2 separate regions of the Homo sapiens genome follow, and region 1 is linked to region 2. Evidence: chromatin loops called from intact Hi-C (ENCODE). Cell type or tissue: PC-9. All regions are shown on one strand.

What was found. Peaks named below come from ENCODE experiments on the same cell type or tissue, not always from the same donor. Only the 100,000 strongest peaks of a DNase experiment are listed, where the experiment ranks them.
Region 1: a loop joins it to region 2, with 3.0 times the contacts of the local background. A loop is called at or near these places in 2 of 110 quality-filtered maps.

The regions. Positions count from the first base shown.
Region 1 is chr19:35,113,338-35,115,837 of GRCh38, forward strand. It overlaps FXYD3 (FXYD domain containing ion transport regulator 3), which reads left to right and starts at 2,486. Exons shown (of 9, transcript NM_005971.4): 1 at 2,486-2,500. It overlaps LOC124904701 (hepatitis A virus cellular receptor 1-like), which reads left to right. Exons shown (of 3, transcript XR_007067238.1): 3 at 10-332. In PC-9, CTCF peaks have their summits at 1,465 (motif pointing right) and 1,665; a DNase peak (open chromatin) is centred at 1,654; H3K4me3 peaks cover 1,538 bases; H3K27ac peaks cover 1,109 bases.
Region 2 is chr19:34,972,268-34,974,767 of GRCh38, forward strand. It overlaps LOC124904700 (a long non-coding RNA gene), which reads right to left and starts at 1,360. Exons shown (of 2, transcript XR_007067237.1): 1 at 917-1,360; 2 at 99-362. In PC-9, a CTCF peak has its summit at 1,078 (motif pointing right); a DNase peak (open chromatin) is centred at 1,104; H3K27me3 peaks cover 940 bases.

The DNA of each region.
Region 1 (2,500 bases), 140 kb after region 2:
CTCCCACAGGTGCTGAGACCACAGCGCTGTTCCACAAAGCCCCAGGAAGCCACATTACCCTGTCCACCGGCCTCTCTAGCCCCATCTTGCCCAGGAAGTGGGACCTTGGCGTATCGCTGTGACCACACCTCCCAGCCGGTCAGCCTGGCCGCTCAGGCTCTACCTGCAAAGGCAAGGCCCCACCCAACCAGCACCCCTCTCATGGCTGGGGGTGCCTCCAGGCTGCCCTCTCTAGGGCCAGGAGCCTGCAGAAACGCTCCCAGCCTTGAATAAAGAGCAACGAAATTATTGAAACAAAATCAATAAAAGTTTGAATCAGGGATGGTATAACATGCTCTGGCTTTGATTCTGTGCTTTAATTCAGCGTTCCTGAAAAACTTATGATGTCAGAAACTATCTGTAGGTTTGGTTTTTTTCATTTTGCAAGAATTCCCAGGATATGGAGAAATCACAGCCACTCACAGCCTTAACAGGTTCTTTGGGCCCAAATGATTCCAAAAGCAAAACGAGAGAAACTTTTTCAAATATGTTTATTATGTATATTATATACAATATATTAATAAAACATATTACCTACATGCATTTAAAACATAACTGAAGTCAGATTGGCCCAGAAGACTCACTCCAAATGAGACCTAATCCCCAATAGGGTGCAAGTGACTGCACAAACTCTACTCCTCACAGCCCTTCCTAAGACTCAGTGTGCTCATCACACTAGGGTCTCAGAGTCCTTCTGACCATAAACCCAAGCCCCAGCGCCAGCCCAACACACACTTGGACGCAGCATGTTCACGTCCAGCCTAGGAAGAATTTATGGTTGACCTGGATTGGGTAAAAACCGTAAACGTCTGTACCTCAGAATGTAAGATCATGGTGTTTAAAACTACAGAACATTCAGAGGTTGTCAGAAGTCTCTAATTGCTGGTCCCCCAGGTTGAAACCAGCCCTTAGGTTGAAATTTTGACCTGCAAATTTTTTTTTAAATCTGAACCAAATTTTTTAAATTAAACCCCTTTAAGGTAGTACATTTTCAAGATGCAAAATTCAAAAAATATAAGAGGGCACGTGATAATGAGTGAGTCTCACTTCCACCCCACCCTCCAGCCTCCCAGTTTCCCTCTCCAGAAGCCATGGGTATGGATGCCAATCTCCAAAAATATTTTATTCATTACAAGTATATACATATGCATTATTTTACCGCTCACAAATGGTAGCACACTGCACGGTTTCCCAATACCTTGTTTTTTTTCCCCTTAGCAAGCTGTCTGGGAAATACTTCTGTATCTAACCACGGGCAGGGGTGTTCCTCCAAGATTTTTAGACAACAGTTCTCCAGTTCACCCCGTTCCGGTGAAGGGCAGAGCACCCCCCGCCCTTCCCAGCCACCCTGTACACGCCCCTACTCGCTCTCGGATGCCTGCAGTTCCCAGGCTTCCCAGCAGAGGGAGACACCATTCCACTCCCAAGACCACCAAGGGGTCGTCCCAGACACAAGCTTCAAGGGTCTAGGGAAGAGACGCTATCCGCCCAGACACAAAGACCCCCCTTAGCTATACTGAGTTGGCCTCCGGGCCTCCCCTTCCTGTTTCTATCTCCTCCTGGACCTGTTGCTTAGAGCCCTACCCCGAGGTCCCCCCGCCCGGCTTCCTTATGGGAACTGGCCCCGCCTTAAGAGTGGTAGGAGGGAGCCTTACCCTTGTCTAGGACCTGGGCTTGACAACTTGCCCCAGGGAACCACATAGAGAAGGGGTGTAGCGCTGGGCGAACATTGCCCTCCCCGATCCCTCAGCGATGACAAGTGGGGGGTCCTTCTCTCTGCCCCCAGCAGGCCAGTTTCCGGAAGAGCCTTGACCCAAACCCCCTTTTCCTGTCCTGTGCTCCACACTCCCAGCAGCTGCTTCTCCCTGGCCAGGCCCTGCAGCCCTCCTCCCCGCCCCCACGGTGGTGTTGGGGTCGCCTGGAGTCCAGCTGGTGTCCAGGGCAGAGCTACCCCTTTCCTGGCCCTACCCCTCCCCGTGACCCCAATCCTCCGCCAACCGCTCAAAGGATCCTTGTTCTCCATCCAGCCCCCAGACAAAAGTCCCTCTGTCTAAGAAGGCGGAATTGAGGGGAGGGGGCACCCCCAACTGGGACCATGGGGGAGCCTGCACAGACCCCATCCGGAAGGAATGCCTGGAGGAGGAGGAGCAGGAGACAGGGGAGGAAAGGGGGAGGGAGGCTTGTACAGTGCTGGGGGCCTTATGTGGACTAGGAGGCAGCCGCCCCCACCAGCACCCACTCTGTAGACCCAGGCGTCTGGCTCCCAGCACCCACGGAAAGAGCCTGGCTAGGAAACTGCAGCCTGGTGCCTGGCAGACAGTTCTCATTCTCCCCAGGGCAGGGAGCAGGTTATGACCAGGACTAAGGTCCCAGAGTCCCCACCCTGACCCCTCCCTGCTGTTCCAGCCGCTCCCTCATATCCACCCCTGCCCCATCTCCTGACTTTGGTCACGCTAGCATC
Region 2 (2,500 bases):
TTTTCCATGTTGTCCAGGCTCGTCTCAAACTCCTGGTCCCAAGCATTCATCCCATCCCAGCCTCCCAAAGTGCTGGGATTGCAGGCACGAGCCACTGCTCCAGAATCAAAGCAATGTTTATTCTGCTCACGAATCTACAACTTGGATAGGACTCACTGGGGCTCATGTCTGCTTCACTCAGCATCAGCTGGGCCACTTGAAGACAGGGGACTGGAACCTTCTGAAAGCTCTCTCACTTACAAGTCTGGCAATTGATGCTGGCTCTCAGATGGGGCTGTGACCAGGATACCTACAGGTGGCTTTTCTGTGCATCTGCTTGGGCTTCCTCACAGCATGGAGACTGGGTTCCGAGGATGAGCACCCTGAGAAAGAGAGAGCCAGGCAGAAGTTATCCCCTTTTATGACTTAGCCTTCAAAGTCACCTGGGGTCACTCCTGCCACAGTCTCAGGCCTGCTAGATTGAAGGGATGGGAACATAAATCCCATATCTCCATGAAGGAGATCAAGTCATCGAGGTCATTGTAAGGAGGGCATGTGGCATAGGATATATCCGTGCATTCACCTTTGGAAAATACAATCAGCCACAGAGAGCAAACAACCCCACCACCATCCCACCCCTGAGCTTTCACGGGTGTCAGTGACAACAAGCATCGTAGGATGAAAAGAAGTCAGCAATCATGAAAAAATAAAGCAGCAAGAAGTACAATCCTTTCCACCTCGTCTCCCATGAGAGCAGGAGGTTGGGAATGAATCCATCTCCCTGAACTAGAGAAGAGACGTGCAAGGTCACTGGGCCGAGCCTGTGGGTTTGGGTTTCTCAGCTGGCCTGTTACGATGAAGCTTGTTCTTGTCTATTGCTGCACACCAAATTACCATAAATTTAGCAGCTTTAAACAACACCCGTTTATTATCTCACAGTTTTGTAGGTCAGGAGTCCAAGCAGGCTTGGCTGGGTTCTGCTCCGGTCATTACAAGGCTGAAATCCAGGTGTCCGCCAGAAATTCTGTTAGCCAGGGCTTCTATCATCAGTTCTTCTCTGCAGGGCGCTGCTAGGGAGGTCCTGACCACCAGAGGGCACTAGAACCACAATCCCGGTCCCAGGGAACTTTGCTTGTGCTCCCGCCCCTTTCTGTCAAAATGCTGTCCGGCCACCAGCGGCAGCAGCGTCTGGGAACTTGTTTGAAAAGCAGAACCTCAGGACTTAAAACCAGACCTGCTGAATCAAAATCTGCATTTTGTCAACTCCCCCACCCAGGCAATTGGTGTGCACCCTTGAGGGCCAGGCTGTAACTCAGTGGTTCTCTACCTTGGCTGCGTGTTAGAACCACCAGAGGAAGTGTGTGTGTGTGTGTGTGTGTGTGTGTGTGTGTGTGTGTGTGTGTGTTTGAGATGGAGTCTCCCTCTGTCGCCCAGGCTGTAGTGCAATGGCGCGATCTCTGTTCACTGCAACCTCCGCCTCCCGGGTTCAAGCGATTCTCCCTCCTCAGCCTCCAGAGTAGCTGGGATTACAGGCTCCCACCATTACGCCCGGCTAATTTTTGTATTTTAGTAGAGACGGGGTTACACCATGTTGACCAGGCTGGTCTCGAACTCCTTACCCCAAGTGATCTGCCCAGCTCGGCCTCCCAAAGTGCTGGGATTACAGGTGTGAGCTACCGCGCCTGGCCCAGAGGAACTTTTAAAATCCCTGATGCAAGGGACTACCCCCAGAGATTTTGATTGCATTGGTCTGGGGTGCAGCCTGCTGCCCGGATTGTTAAAAGTTTCCCTGGGGATTTTACTGTGCAGTTAAGGTTGAGAAGGGCTGCAAGCCTGGGTCATTGCACACTGTAAGAACCTTGTGTATGAATGGAACTGTGCTATGGAACAACTCCACACCACCTGTGTGTGTAGGCATAGGAGAAACACATAAACCCTGACCCTCAAGGGTCTCCTGGAATGCAAGACCTCAGCCCTCAGGGGCCTTCAGATAAAGGTGCGGTCAGGGCAAACATGGAACACCAAGGACGTGTGATATTATTTTCCAGGTGCTTCAAAGACTCAAGTCAAACACCAACTGCTCAGATAGCAAATTCTAGTTCACCCACCCCACCCATGCTCAGTGATGGGGCTCACGGCAGTTTCCTGTAAGTGTTTGCTGGGCTCGCCTTTCTAACTCCACTGTGGGCCCCCTGAGAGAAGTAATGAGTCGGGTCCCCACTCAATGGAGCCCTGTTCGCAGTTGCTTTTGTGACGTAGGAAGAAACCAGCTGGTGGTGGAATTGGTGAGTTGTGCTCCAGGAAAGAAGGTGCCTGGAAGACAGAGATCAGCGATGTTAGGAGGCACTCTAAAAAAATATATTCTTTCCTATTTATATAGAGCTTCATGGTTCCCAAAGCACTCTTAGGTGCACTGTTGCATTTTTGTAACACCCATCTGCATTAGATTAGAGTTTATCTGTACAGATGAGGAAAACTGAGTGACAGAGGCGTAAATAGATATGCGGGAATTTGCATGAGT